Regions from separate parts of the Homo sapiens genome. Here region 2 is linked to region 1. Evidence: read pairs that join two places in POLR2A ChIA-PET (ENCODE). Cell type or tissue: GM12878. All regions are shown on one strand. Links, peaks and the distances in the headings refer to the core of each region. The heading gives the core; the rest is flanking DNA.

Evidence for each region. ChIA-PET counts read pairs that join two places held together with the same protein. Peaks named below come from ENCODE experiments on the same cell type or tissue, not always from the same donor. Only the 100,000 strongest peaks of a DNase experiment are listed, where the experiment ranks them.
Region 2: POLR2A ChIA-PET joins it to region 1 with 6 read pairs; 2 of 35 experiments call an interaction of 5 or more read pairs at or near these places.

Annotation. Positions count from the first base shown.
Region 1 is chr17:67,447,761-67,458,500 of GRCh38, forward strand. All of the region lies in intron 1 of PITPNC1 (phosphatidylinositol transfer protein cytoplasmic 1), which reads left to right. It also overlaps the pseudogene RN7SL756P. Among named protein-coding and RNA genes, the nearest start is that of MIR548AA2, 18 kb to the right of the region's middle. In GM12878, for the core only: no CTCF peak of the experiment used is centred there; a DNase peak (open chromatin) is centred at 5,303; H3K27ac peaks cover 1,495 bases.
Region 2 is chr17:67,169,580-67,174,579 of GRCh38, forward strand. The region is part of intron 13 of HELZ (helicase with zinc finger); the gene reads right to left. Among named protein-coding and RNA genes, the nearest start is that of HELZ-AS1, 73 kb to the right of the region's middle. In GM12878, for the core only: no CTCF peak of the experiment used is centred there; a DNase peak (open chromatin) is centred at 2,162.

The DNA of each region.
Region 1 (10,740 bases), core at 3,323-8,322:
TTTGTTGTCTTTGATACTATGAAGGGACAAACCCCTGCTTTGAAGGTGTTTATTTCCTGAAATTTTTACCTGGGATCCCAGCTATCTCTTTCTTTCTTTCTTTCTCTCTCTGTCTCTGGGATCCCAGCTATCTCTTTCTTTCTTTCTTTCTCTCTCTGTCTCTCTCTTTCTTTCTCCTTCCTTCCTTCCTTCTTTCTTTCTTTCAGATGGGGTCTTGCTCTGTCGCCCAGGCTGGAGTGCAGTGGTGCGATCTCAGCTTACTGCAACCTCCACCTCCCAGGTTCCAGCGATTCTCCTGCTTCAGCCTCCGGAGTAGCTGGGATTAAAGGCGCACACCACCACACCAGGCTAATGTTGGTATTTTTAGTAGAGACAGGGGTTTCTCCATGCTGGTCAGGCTGGTGTCGAACTTCTGACCTCAGGTGATCCGCCCGCCTTGGCCTCCCAAAGTGCTGGGATTACAGGCATGAGCCACTGCGCCCGGCTGCATGACTTTTCTATAAAGCCTTATTTTAAATGATTTTGGGGGCTTAATTTAGGTGTTTTCATTTGCTTTTGGTCACAGTCTTTATGTGTCACTGAGTGTGTGGATGTGGGGGTTCTTCTACCCAGAGGAAAGTGATTTGATCACCTGGAACCAGGTGCTCTGAGAACTGGGGCAGCTTCCCTGACTTGCAGGAGAGGGTGCAGAGACTTCTTCGCTGGCATGTAGCTGCAGCCTAGAAAACCGCTTGGTGGTCCTCGTTCATGAACCTGCCGTTGGGGGTGCTTCATGCTTTATCTTGGTCTCTACCTTGATTAATCTCACCTCCGTTTCTCCGCTCCACTGGACCATTCTCTAGAACCCCTCTAGAACCACTGGACCATTCTCTTCTGTCAGAGTCCAGTGCTTCCAGTCTTTCCTGTGGGCTCTTATCTTCTGGTGCAAAGTTCTTTCTCACCTTCCACAGTCAAAATCACCATACTTACCTAGGCCATACTTACTAGGCTGGAGAGGCAGGTACATCAATCTTTCTTGTTTATTTGTTTGTTTGTTTGAGATGGGGTCTTGCTCTGTCACCCAGGCTGGAGTGCAGTGGCACGATCTCCTCCGCCTCCCGGGTTCAAGTGGTTCTCCTGCCTCAGCCTCCCCAGTAGCTGGGATAACAGTTGCATGCAACCATGCCTGGCTAATTTTTGTATTTTTAATAGAGACGGGGTTTTGCCATGTTGGCCGAACTGCTCTCGAACTCCTGACCTCAGGCAATCCTCCCGCCTCGGCCTCCCAAAATGCTGGGATTATAGGCATGAGCCAGCATGCTCAGCCAGGTACATTGATCTTCTAAGTATTTATTGTTCTGCTCCTTATTCAGTGCTAACATTTTTATTTTCTTATTCTTTTTCCCTGTCACTTGAAGATCGTCACCCAAGCAATAAATCCATTTGGTTGTACTTATTTAATTTTCTCTGACTTTCTAAGGAGTGACACAGCAAAGTGCCTTATCTTGCATTTCTTTCCTTTTCCGTGTTCTAGTTGGAAAGGCTCAGAGTTTGGGAGAAGTTAAACGTGACTCAGAGAATTGCTTTTGATGGTGGTGCCGATACACACATCTTTTGAAGCTTAGATTGGGTATTGTCAATTTAATTTGGAGTCTATCAGCCTGTAGTGTTCTAATCACCTATTTTGAAGCCTTGCTGACGACCCGAGATTCCTTGTTAAACTGCCACTGGAATAAGCATAACACTTTTCATTAAAGGAAAAAGAAAATGTTACTTAAAGTAATAGGCACACCCTTTTATTTTCTTGACAGATAGCAAAGAAAAAAATCTTCTGTCTTTACCTTGACAAGACATGTACCATTGCTGGGAGGTTTTGCTTGTATGAGAACTTCAACGTTAGAATCTAGACATCTCGGAGAATTGAAACTCAACAAGTTTCTCTGTTTTGGGGTGGAGAAAAAGGACAAAAAGTTGTCATATACAGCTAGCTGTCCAAACAGTCAAATACGAAAGCTAATTTATCTTTTAAAAGGTTAATTCTTTGATGCCTCTATCACAGTTAGTGTTAAAATGAAAGCATTGGAAACAAACTCTTTTTCTGTTAGCTCAGATTTTAAAAAAATTCTTTTTGCAGAGATGGGGGTCTCACTATGTTGCTCAGGCTGGTCTTGAACTCTTGGCCTCAAGCGATCCTTCTGCCTTGGCCTCCCAAAATGTTGGAATTACAGGGGTGAGCCACTGAGCCAGATTTTGAATATTTTAATTACTTAACTGCTTGTCTGTCTGGCAATGAGATAAGCGCAGTAGCCAGTGATTACCAACAGTTAAACAGAAGAACAAGTCACATAAACAACACTTATACTTCCTGTAAACCCAATTAAAACCACATTTCAGGTTTGCTCTTATGATTTAGAAGTAAATTTAGAATCAGTTTCATGAATCTTGCAGTATTTTTCAAATTAATGTCTTTAGGCATTTGGACAATGGGCTGTGTGAATGCAAACTGCGTTTTCTTCAATTGCTATCAATTAGAGACAGTTAAGAACTCAACTGATGAAGAAATAGCCACCTGAAAGTGAGCCCACAGGCAAGTCACAGGCCCCTCTTCCTCCTGAAGGTGCACGGGAGACTTCGTTAAAAAAAAAAAAGCTGTAGTAAAATACGTATAAGATAAAAATTTACCATTTTAAGTTTCTTTTTTTTGAAGACGAAGCCTTGCTCTGTCACCCAGGCTGGAGTGCAGTGGTGTGATCACAATTCACTGCAGCCTCACCCTCTCCGGCTCAAGCGATCCTCCCACCTCAGCCTCTCGAGTAGCTGGGACTACAGGCGCACACCACCGTGCCCACTAATTTGTTGTAGTTTTAGTAGAGACGAGATTTTCGCTGTGTTGCCCAGGCTGGTCTCAAATTCCTGGGCTCAAGTGATCCACCCGCATCAGACTCCCAGAGTGCTGGGAAGGTGTGAGCCACCATGCTCGGCCCATTTTAAGCATTGTAAATTGTACAATTTAGTGGCATTAAGTATTTTCACAATGCTGGGCAACCATCATCACTGTTCACTTTCAGAACTTTTTCATCATTCCAAATAGAAATTCCACCCATTAAACACTAACTCCCCAATGTCCCCTTCCCCCACCCTCTGGTAACCTTTATCCTATGTTCTGCCTCTATGAATTGGCCTATTCTAGGTACCTCATAAAAGTAGAATCAATATTATGTGTTCTTCTGTATCTGGCGTCTTTTTCTTAGCATGTTTTCAAGGTTCAGCTGTAGCCCATATCAGAATCTAATTTCTTTTCCTTTTTTTGAGACAGAGTTTCACTCTTGTCACTCAGGCTGGAGTGCAGTGGCACGATCTTGGCTCACTGCAACTTCCGCCTCCTGGGTTCAAGCAATTCTCCTGCCTCAGCCTCCTGAGTAGCTGGGACTACACGCGCGCGCCATCACACCCAGCTAATATTTGTATTTTTAGTAGAGACGGGGTTTTGCCATGTTGACCAGGCTGGTCTCGATCTCCTGACCTCAGGTGATCCACCCACCTTGGCCTCCCAGACTGCTAAGATTACAGGTGTGAGCCACCGTGCCTGGCTAAAAATTCTTTTTTGCACATGATAAACTCACCTATCTTAAGTGTAAAATGAATAAGTTTCAGTAAAACAACAAAAGCTCTTAAGTTTTAGTAAATCCATACATCTGTGCAGCCATCACCGCAGTCCAGTTTTAGAACTTTCCATTCCCCCCTAAACATCCTCCTTGCCTGTTTGTGGTCAGTTCTTGCTCTTACCCTGATCCCCGGCAACTAGTGATGTGATTTACGTCTCTATAGTTTTGTCTTTTCTAGTAATTTCGTATAAAAATTATACAACATGTAGTCCTTTGAGACTGACCTTTTTTTTTTTTGTTTTGTTTTTTTTTGAGACAGAGTCTCGCTCTGTCGCCCAGGCTGGAGTGCAGTGGCGCGATCTCGGCTCACTGCAATCTCCGCCTCCCGGGTTCATGCCATTCTCCTGCCTCAGCCTCCAGGGTAGCGGGCACTACAGGTGCCCACATCACGCCTGGCTAATTTTTGTATTTTTAGTAGAGATGGAGTTTCACCATGCTAGCCAGGATGGTCTCAATCTCCTGACCTCGTGATCCGCACACCTCGGCCTCCCAAAGTGCTGGGATTACAGGCCTGAGCCACCACGCCTGGCCGAGACTGGCTTCTTTTACTCAACATAAAGTTTTTGAGTTCATTCGTGTTGTTGAATGCATCAGTGGTTGGGTTTTTTTTTTGTTGTTGTTTTTTGAGATAGGGTCTCACTGTGATCACCCAGGCTAGAGTGCAATCACAGTTCACTGCAGCCTCCACCTCCTGGGCTCAAGTGATCCTCCCAACGTCATCCTCCTGAGTAGCTGGGACTACAGGCACATGCCACCACACCTGGCTAATTTTTGTATTTTTGTTTTGTATAGACGGGGGTCTCACTATGTTTCCCAGGCTAGTCTCGAACTCCTGAGCTCAAGCAGTCTGCCTGCCTCAGCCTCCCAAAGTGCTGGGACTACAGGCGGGAGCCATCATGCCTGGCCAATAGCTGGTTCTTGTTTTACTGCTAATAGCATTCCATTATAGGGATGTACCACATTTTGTTTATTCATCACCAGTTGATAGAGATTTGTTTCTAATTCGGGGCTACTGTGAATATTGCTGCTGTGATCATTTGTATACAATTCTTGGATGGACATGTGCTTTCGTTCCTCTTGGGAAGATACTTTAAGGAGTGGAATTGCTGGGGTTTTTTTTTTTTTTTGAGATGGAGTCTCACTCTGTCGCCAGGCTGGAGTCACTGCAACCTCCTCCTCCTGGGTTCAAGTGATTCACCTGCCTCAGCCTCCCAAGTAGCTGGGACTACAGGCGTGCGCCACCACGCCCAGCTAATTTTTGTATTTTTAGTAGAGACAGGGTTTCACCATGTTGGCCAGGATGGTCACGAACTCCTCATGATCCACCCACCTCGGCCTCCCAAAGTGTTGTGATTACAGGCGTGAGCCACTGGGCCTGGCCACTGGGTCTTATATTAAACTTATGTTTAACTTATAAAGAAATTGCCAGGCTGTTTTCCAAAGTAGTTCTTGCATTTTTTTACTCTCACTAGCAACATATGAGCGTTTTGGGTTTGCCACATCCTTGTCAGTACTTGGTATTATCCGTCTTTTGTTTGTAGCGATTCTAATGAGTGTGTGGTGGTATCTCACTGTGGTTTTACTTTGCATTTCCTGTACTCTTTTAAAACTGCTTTCCATTATAGAACATGTTGTGTTGTGCTGTTATATATATAAAGCTTCTGCTCACCTGTGAGCTACTCTGTCTAGCTGATTGATCCAGTATTGTGTCCGGGGGCAGGGTACATGGAAAATGCTTAGGGTTTGTTGAGTGAATGAGCAAACTGATACTTTGTAGGAGTGGCCAATTTTCAAATATTTTAGGTAACAGAAAACAGTGGTGAATCAACTCAAAAGATGAGGTACCAGTCAAATCTCTTCCCTTTTGTCAGTTTCTAAGTAGTATTAAACTTGAGTGAACTAAGTTTTACTTTTTTTTCCTTTGCTTTGCTTACCCCTTGGTGAGAGGTAATGGAGAAAATATAGACAGAGCAGGAGGAGGAAAGAAACTCAATCTCGAAATGACTAAGAGCTTGTGGAGCAGCTTGGGAGAGAACCAGCTGGGTTATTGGCTACTCTGTAGTTCCAGGTGTGGGGAATTATTCTCATCAATACCGTGACCGCCTGCCACTCCCCTCTGCCCTCTTTCTTTGTGTTAATTAGAGCAGGGGTCTGCAAACATTTTCTGTAAAGAGAGTAAACAAATATGTCAGGCTTTGTGGGCCAAGAGAAAACATCAGCGACGTTGTGGAGGTGCTTACATAACGACAGACAAAACAAATTTCCATGAATTTTTATCGATGAAACTCCAAACATAGTAATGGGGTACGATTTTCTGTAACACAAGTCTGCTAATGAGAAGAATTGAATTATTTGAGGGAGGAAAACATTTTGCTTAATTGGAAGTTCAGAGTTAATGTTTCCTATCATCATGGTAGAAATGTGGCCTCATTCTTCTACAAAGCTTCTCTGATATGCAGTGGTCTTCCCTCCTGAGAATTCACCAGAATGTACTGGCTTGATTTGCCCTTGATTTGTTGGGGAACTTTTCACATGGGGGAAGCACATTAAGAGTACAGGCTCGGGCTGGGCGTGGTGGCTCACGTCGGTAATCGCCAGCATTTTGGGAGGCCAAGGCGGGCAGATCGCCTGAGGTCAGGAGTTGGAGACCACCCTGGCCAACATGGTGAAACCCCGTCTCTACTAAAAATACAAAAATTACCTGGGCCTGGTGGCGGGCACCTGTAATCCCAGCTACTTGGGAGGCTGAGGCAGGAGAATCGCTTGAACACGGGAGGCAGAGGTTGCAGTGAGCCAAGATTGTGCCACTGCACTATAGCCTGGGACACAGAGCAAGACTCCGTTCTCAAAAAAAAAAAAACAAAACCCAAAAGAGGACAGGCTCTAGGGTAAGACTCTGGGGTCTGAATTCCAGCTCAACAACTTATTAACTATGTGATCTTTCACTACTTACATAACCCATCTAAAAGCTTTGGTTTCCTGATCTATAAAATGAATAATAGTACCTATTTCACAGAGTTGCTGTATAGATTAAACACAAAGATTTAGAATGACATATTATACTTTTTATTCTTCTTTTGATTTTTTTTCAACCATTTAAAAATGTAAAACCATTCTTAAGTCATGGGCAGTATGAAAACGGGTGGCAGGGCCTGCAGGATATAGTTTGTGGACCCTGCATTGGAGTATGAACTTGAATTATTGCCGTTTACTTTAGAAACGATGATTGCTTTTTTCCTAATTGCAAAGCACCATATGTTCACTGCAGAAAACTTGGAAAACACAAAAAAGCACAATAAAACAAAAGCCATTCAGAATCTCCACCATCCAGAGACGTTTCATGAGTAGTATGTTGCCCCATAGCCTTCCAGACAATTGTGTACATAATACACATATTTCATTATTTTTTATTTTCCTTTTTTTTTTTTTTTTTGAGTCAGGGTCTCACTGTGTCACCCAGGCTGGAGTGCACTGGTGCAATCACAGCTCACTGCAGCCTCCACCTCCAGGGCTCAAGCAATCCTCCCACTTCAGCCCCCTGAGTAGCTGGGACTACAGCTGCATGCCACCAGGCCTGGCTAATTTTTATTATTTTTTGTAGAGATGGGGTCTTGCTATGTTGCCCAGGCTGGTCTTGAACTCCTGAGCTCAAGTGATCCTCCTGCTTTGGCTTTCCAAAGTGCTGGGTTAACAGGTGTGAGCCTCTGTACCCAGCCTACACATATTTCAAAGTAAAACCCAAGCCCATACTATGCATACTGCTTTGTATCTTTTTCACCTATTAATATGCAATGCTTGTCATTAATATTCTTCTATAACCTGAATTTTAATGGCCACATACTATTCTGTTATACTGTGTTAAAATTTACTAAAGCAATTTCCAACAACATTAATGCTGTTTTGAATTTTTCACCATTAGACTGAACTCAGCAATAACCTGGTACATACATGCTTATACACATCTCTTGATTCATTCCTTGGGATAAATTACAAAATTTAATCACTGGGTGACAGGGTATCTACATTTTTATTTATTTATTTATTTTGAGACAGACTCTCGCTCTGGAGTGCAGTGATGCAATCCCGGCTCACTGCAACTTCCGACTCCTGGGTTCAAGCGATTCTCCTGCCTCAGCGCCAGAGTAGCTGAGGTTACAGGTGCGCACCACCATGCCCAGCTAGTTTTTTTTGTTTTTTTTTGTTTTTTTTGTATTTTTAGTAGAGATGGGGTTTCACCATGTTGGCCAGACTGGTCTCGAACTGCTGACCTCAAGTGATCCACCTGCCTCGGCCTTCCAAAATGCTGGGATTACAGACGTGAGCCACCGCTCCCAGCTGGGTATCTACATTTTTAAAGCTTTGGTGTATCTTGCAAAGTTGTCTCCTAGGAAAGTTGTATAGTTAGTCATTCCCAGATGATGTATGGAGCACTGTTGTTTCAATGCCCCTCTTATATTTTTACTTGGTTACTGGGTTTGTGAACTTAAAAAATTAAAACATTCTTATTTTAAAAACAATTCAAATATATAAAACATGTACAGATAATAATGAAACGTACACTTATGTACCCAGCAGAAAGATTAAATCGGTGTTAACATTTTGCTGTATTTGCATTTGTTACTTTTAAAAAACACATTCCAGATTCAAAAACAAGTCTATTATTATCATCCCATTTTACAAGTGAGGAAACTGGCTCAAAAACTTTAAGTAACTTGTCTAATTCTTAAGAACCAGTAAGTGGGCTGTAAAGAACCAGTTGATCCTAATGATGCTTTTACCTTAGGCTTTTACTGATATTAATATAGCCCTTCCAGTCTTCTTCCCCTTTTTGGTCAGTTTCTGTCTGGTACATGTTTTCTAATGTCTCTACTTTTAAGTTTTGTATGTTGTTGTATTTTAGATGGGCCTCTTGTAAATAGCTTATAGCTAAATTAAGAAAAAAATCTCGAGTCTGGGTTTTTAAACCAGCTATTAATAACCTGTTTTTTAACCAGCTATTTCAGTCTGTTTGCATTTATAGCAATTGTTGATGTTTTTTGAATTATTTGTCTTATTTCATGCTTTCTATTTCCCATACTTTTTCTGTTTTTTCTCCATTTCCTGTCTCCTACTGAATTGAGTTTTACCAGGTTTTCTCTTTTTCTCTCTACTAGCTTTGTTATCCTAAAAATATTCAATGTGTATACTTAAATAGCAGTCAGAAATTACCCTATCACCTCCCCCACCCAGTTTTTTTCTTATTTAGTGTTTTAATTTCTCCTTTTTTGGTATTTTATTGTATTTTGTATTTTATTCACTGTTATTTTTGTTGTTTTGTGCAGCCCAAACTGTATATATTTTTATTTACTAGGGTCTTTACTCGTCTTTCTAAGTACTCTTTTATGTACACATTTTATTTTCTGAAAATATATACTTTAGTGCATTTTAGTAAGAGCCTGTGAATGTACTTAGTTCTTGTTTAAAAACAGCTTCTTTGTCCTCATCTTTCAATGACTCTCTTTTAGCTTAGTATAGAATCTCCCCTCAACCCTCTGAAGATAGTATTTCTTTGTCTTCTCAACTTTTCTTTTCCTCATTTGTTTTCTCAACTTCTCAACCCTCTTTTTTCTTATTTATTTGGAAATGGGGTCTCACTATGTTGGCCAGGCTGGAGTGCAGTGGCCACTACTGATCAGCACAGGAGTTTTGACTTGGGCTATCACTTCACCCCTCCTTAGGCAGCCTGGTGGTCCCCTGATCCTGGGAGATCACCATATTGATGCCAAACCTAGTGTGGATACCTGTTTGGAATAGTGCACTACAGCCCAGACCTCCTGAGCTGAAACGATCCTCCCTCCTCAGCCTCTGAAGTTGCTGGGACTATAGTCTCGTGCCGCCAAACCCTGCTCAGCTCTCATTTGTTACTGAGAAGTCTTCTGTCTGATTGCTCTTCCTTTGTAGGTAATCTGCCATATCTCTCTGGCTGTTTTTTGTTTTTTGTTTTTTGTTTTTTGTTTTTTGAGACGGAGTCTCGCTCATTCGGCCCATGCTGGAGTGCAGTGGTGCAATCTTGGCTCACTGCAAGCTCCGCCTCCCAGGTTCAAGCCATTCTTCTGCCTCAGCCTCCCGTGTAGCTGGGACTACAGGCGCCTGCCACCAGGCCCAGCTAATTTTTTTTGTATTTTTAGTAGAGACGGGGTTTCACCGTGTTAGCCAGGATGGTCTTGATCTCCTGACCTCATGATCCGCCCGCCTGGGCCTCCTAAAGTGCTGCGATTACAGGCAGGAGCCACCACGCTGGCTATCTGGCTGTTCTTTAGGCTTCCTCTTTGTCTTTGAAATTCTGGAGCCTCAGTCCTGTGTGCATGGATTCATTTTTATTTATTCTGCTTAGAACTTGGTATTCTTTACACGGAGAATTCATGACTTTTACAATTCTGGTAAGTCCTTAACTATTATCTTTTAAAATGTTGCTTCTCCTTCACTGGGGCAGCCATAAAATCATGCTGCTCGGTTGTCTTGCTGGAGGAAGCATAGTTGACTGAGCCCCAGAGGCCATGTCTCAGATTCACTCACGCTTCTCCTGGGCTGCTCCCAGCTGATGGCAGAATATGACAGGGGTACCAGTGCTGGCCCACTGCTGCAGGAGGTAGGATCCTTTCATGGATGACATTGGCTCCTGGACTCCCCATCAGTGTGACCAAACTTTCTTACATCTGCGTCTCACTCTGAGTCTCTTCCTACCCAGTACTCCTTTCTTCTCTCTCCATCATACCTACACCATGGTCTGAAGGCTCTCCCTGCCTCCTCCTGCTTCCTCCTCTTTTTCCTTCACAGGTGTTTTTCCCAACATCTCGTCTCAGCATCTGCTTCTTGGAGGACCCAAACTAACACCGTATCTCTGTTTTCATCATCTGAATCTTGTATTAGATGCATATGGACCTTCTCATTGTGCTCTCTATGCCCTTAGTTATTCTTTTATGCCTCATTGACCTCTCTAATGCTCTTTGGGTAATTTCCTCAGATCTGTCTTCCATTTTACTGAATTCTCTCTTCATTTCTGTCTAATCTACTATTTAATCTATCTATTGCATTTTAAAATTATAATATTTATTTC
Region 2 (5,000 bases), core at 1-5,000, 280 kb before region 1:
ATGGCAATTACATTTCAACATTAGTTTTGGAGGGGACATTCAAACTACAGCATTCTGCCCATAGCCTCCAAATGCATGTTCTTCTCACATACAGAATACATTCATTCCATCCCAATAGCCCCTAAAAGTTTTAACTCTTTCCAGGATCAACTCTAAAGTCCAAGTCCAGAGTGTGAACTAAATCAGATACGGATAAGACTCAAGGCACAATTCATCCTGATTCAAATTCCTCTCCAGTTGTGCCTGTGAAATTAACGAGTTACATGCTTCCAAAATACAATGGTGGGACAAGCACAGGATAAACATTCCCATTCCCAAAGGGAAAACTAGGCAAGAAGAAAGGAATAAGTGGTTCCAAGTAAGTCCAAAATCCAAAAGGGAAAACAACATTAAGTCTTAAAGCTGAAGAATAATCTCCTTTGCTTCCACATCCCACATCCTGACACACTGGAACAGCAGTTGGGCCCCCAAGGCCTCAGGCAGCCTGGCTTCTTTGGCTTTGCTGGGCTCAGTCCCCCAAGAAGCTCTCACAGATTGAAAGTCTTATATAGCTTTCCCAGACGAGAGCTGCATAATGCTGACCCTTCAGTTCTGGAGTCTCAGGATCTAGCCCACTCCCAGGGCTCCATTAAGCACTGTCCTAGTGGGGACTCTGCACAGTGGCTCTGCCTCTGCACCAAGTCTCCGCCTGGGCCCTCAGACTGTTCAATACATCCTTTGAAGTCTATGTGGAGTGACCATTCTGGCCAACCTGGTGAAACCCCGTCTCTACTAAAAATACAAAAATTAGCTGGGCGTGGTGGCACATGCCTGTAATCCCGGCTACTTGGGAGGCTGAGGCAAAAGAATTGCTTGAACCAGGAGGCGGAGGTTGCAGTGAGCTGAGATCGCGCCACTGCACTCCAGCCTGGGCAACAGAGCGAGATTCTGTCTCTAAACTAAATAAATAAATAAATAGAACAGGAGGCCAGGCATGGGGGCTCACACCTGTAATCCCAGCACTTTGGGAGGCCGAGGCGGGAAGATCACTTGAGGTCAGGAGTTCAAGACCAGCCTAGCCAACATGGTGAAACCCTGTCTCTACTAAAAACACAAAAATTACCTGGGCGTGATGGCCCGGCCTGTAGTCCATAGCTACAAGGGAGGCTGAGGAAGGAGAATCACTTAAACCCAGGAGGTAGAGGCTGCAATGACCTGAGATAGCGACACCGCACTCCAGCCTCAGTGACAGAGTGAGACTCCATCTCAAAAAAAAAAAAAAAGAGCAGGAACCCTTACTTATTTCATGCTTTCTCAAATGAAGTTAAAATTTTACTTTCCTTTTACTACCTATATAATATGCAGAGTTTAGGGGTCATTAAAACTTTCTCAGAGGGAGGAGATTACTTATAGTGCAAGAAATTCTTGATTCACAAAGAATCATAGCAAAAAGAATCTTTTTGCTAAGATGATGTACAGTTTTTTTTTTTTTTCACTATACAGTCAATGTCTTCTACCTTTGAACTCCCTCTTCCAAGGACTTCTGTATGGTAATACTCTCCTAGTTTTCTTCCTACCTCTCCTAGCTGCTCTCCATCTCCCATCTAAGCACCAACTATTTTCTATAAGCTCCAGCCTGCCTTCCTTCTACTCTGTAAGTTCTTGATAGGTCACCCTCTCCCAGATCTCCCAGCTCAGGGCTGTAAATCCAACTGTCAAATGGACACTTTTGATTACATGCCCTTTAAACTCAGTATATGCAAAACTGACTACCTGACCTCCCCAGTGTGACCCAACCCAATCTTCCCATGTATTAACAACTTAGAAAATGGCACTGTCATCCACGTAGGTATCCAAGCCAACCAAAAATCAAGTCATCCTTGACCCTGCCTCTCTTACCAACCTTCATTCACACATCACAGAATCACTGTGCCCTGTTACTTCCTCATAGCCCTGTTAGTTCCCCTCCTTCCTAATTCATCTGCATCCCAACATTTTTAACTTGGATTACTATAATAGACTTCTAACATGACTTCTTGTCTCAAATCTGTTCTCCACACCCCCATCAGAGGATCTCTGAAAAATGCAAATCTGGTAAGTAGCTTTCTATAGCTCTGAGGACAGAGTTTCTCTCTCATTTACCCTGTCCCCACCACACAAGCACCCTCCATTGCAACTATAATAATCAACTGGCAGCTCCCCAAAACTCTATGCTCTTATTCTCACATCCTGTTTCCTTTAACCAAATACTTTTGTCCTCCTTCTTTTGTTTTGTTTTGTTTTTTTTTTTGAGACGGAGTTTCACTCTTGATGCCCCAGCTGGAGTTCAATGGCCCCATCTTGGCTCACTGCTACCTCCACCTCCCGGGTTCAAGCGATTCTCCTGCTTCAGCCTCCCGAGTAGCTGGGATTACAGGTGCCCACCACCACACCAGGCTAATTTTTTGTATTTTTAGCAGAGACAGGGTTTCACCATGTTTGCCAGGCTGGTCTCGAACTCCTGAACTCAGGTGGTCCACCCACCTCGGCCTCCCAAAGTGCTGGGACTACAGGTGTGAGCCACCACACCCAGCCTTGTCTTACTTCTAAACCTGACAAATCTTACCTGTTTTTCAAAGTTCAACTTACATTCCATCTGCTTGAGAAAGCAGATGTGAGCCCCTCCTTGACTACCCTCCTTTTCTCCACTAAGATGAGAAAGTGCCTCTTCCATGGGGCCCTTGTGCATTCCTCCAGTGCAGTGCTGAGCACATTTTATTATAACCCTGTATTTATGAGTCTGCCTCCACTACTGGATTACAAACTTTTGGGGGACAAGGAAACATATTTTGCTTGCCTTAGAAATCAGCAGTGACTAGCATAGAACCTAACACCTTCAACATTCCATAAATTTTGTTCATTGAATTAATTTTATGTTTTTCTAATAATCTGATTTTTCCCAAGCACCATATTCCCACTTTAGCCACTTTATATTATTTCCTAACATATTCTTGAAATCCTGTCATATATTTCTCAACTATCTTGGGCCACATATATTTTTTAATAGTTTTTTGTTTTGTTTTGTTTTTTGAGACAGGGTCTCACTGTCACCCAGGCTGGAGTGCAGTAGCACAATCTTAGCTCACTGCAGCCTTGACCTCCTGAGCTCAAGCGATCCTCCCCTCAGCCTCCTGAGTAGCAGGGACCACAGGTGCACACCATCACGCCCAGCTAATTTTTGTATTTTTTGTAGAGATGGGGTCTCGCCATGTTGCCGAGGCTGGTCTCAAACTCCTGGGCTCAAAAGACCTGCCCACCTGGGCCTCCCGAAGTGCTAAGATTATAGGTGTGAGCCACTGCGCCCAGGCCTTAGGCCATATATTAAAGTTTCACTCATGTCTATTTGAGAATCACCATCCCAAAACACTTGATCACAATTTAGCAGGCATGAAAAGTTAATCTCACAGTTTAGAGCAACAAGAGAATCCTCTTGTGACATTGGTTGTGTCTTGCAACAAAATTCTTGAGGTAGAGGCACCAGAAGTGCTAAGAAATAAAATAAAATAAAAGTCCTAAGAAATGCAGCTTTTCCCACAGAAAATTCATCACATGTTCAAGATGCAGACATTATAGACTTTCTAGTAAAGGTTATAGCTATACTAATAATTAATTTGTATAAAAGATTAACAGGCTAAAACTAAAATTATGTTAGTAATCTTAAATATTAAAATATGTACTTTTTGAAATTTAGTAACTCAGAAATACCTAAACTAGAAAATATATCCTACAATTAAGAAAGATATTTCTTAATAAGAAGAAAAACCATCTTTCCATTGTTGCATGCTACATTTTAAAATCATCCTTAAAGTTTACATAATTCCCTAACCTTTTAGGGAATGACAGAATTACAGCCAACTGAACACTCAATAGACTGAAAAAGATACTTCCATGCTAATGAGAAATATGGCTCTATCAACCTTAGTAACAATTCCATCTCTTGAGTGCAACTTTCAAAAAATTTCAAACCTATATAGGGTTTTCATTTCATGTGATTTCTGACTATATGAACAATAAAAATCTAACAAAGTAATAAAACAATCCCTGAGTTTACTAAAGCAGAGCGACAGAACTGAGGTGTCACCAATAGAAGCAGCACCCATCTAATGATGAAATGTGCACCCCACACTAGACCTGTCACCAACAGAAGCAGCACCCATCTAACGATGAAATGTGCACCCCACACCCATCTAACGATGAAATGTGCACCCCACACTAGGCCTGTCACCAACAGAAGCAGCACCCATCTAACGATGAAATGTGCACCCCATACTAGGCCTGTCATGCCAGCTGTTAGCACTGAGAAGCCAGGCACAATGACCCAATGAGGCATGCACAGTTTAATGGACACAATAGCTTCAGCTAAAGCACATTTCCTTTGAAAATGTATCTCTTAAAATCAAACAGATTTCACTTCAAAGTAGAATCATTATTGAACACACACCAACATGTGACTGAGGATAAGAGAAGTAAAACAAATCTCAAAAGAAAAGCATTTTCTAAAACTTATATGAAATATAGTATTATCTTTATCACGTACACACATCTCACACTAAAACAACCTAAGAAGAAATTTCTGGACTGCTTTGAAAAAAATCATCCTTTAAAAAAAAAAAAAAAAAGATAGATTATTAAATCCAGTCTCAAACCAAAATGTATTTTATCTAATCTTGAGAGCCTTTTTTCAATCTACTTTCTAGGAAGAAATGCTAAAATGACCATGTAAAAGGCACAGTCTGATGGGATCTTGCTCTGTTGCCCAGGCTGGAACACAGTGGTGCAATCACAGCTCACTGCAGCCTCAAATTCATGGGTTCAAGTGATCCTCCTGCCTCAGTCTCTTGCAACCCTTACCATCAAAATGTAAGAAACTAGTATGAAGCCCCTTGATACTACTTTCGTGATTAGAAATATTCTGCTTTGGCCAGGCATGGTAGCTCGCGCCTGTAATCCCAGCACTTTGGTAGGCCGAGGCGGGCAGATCA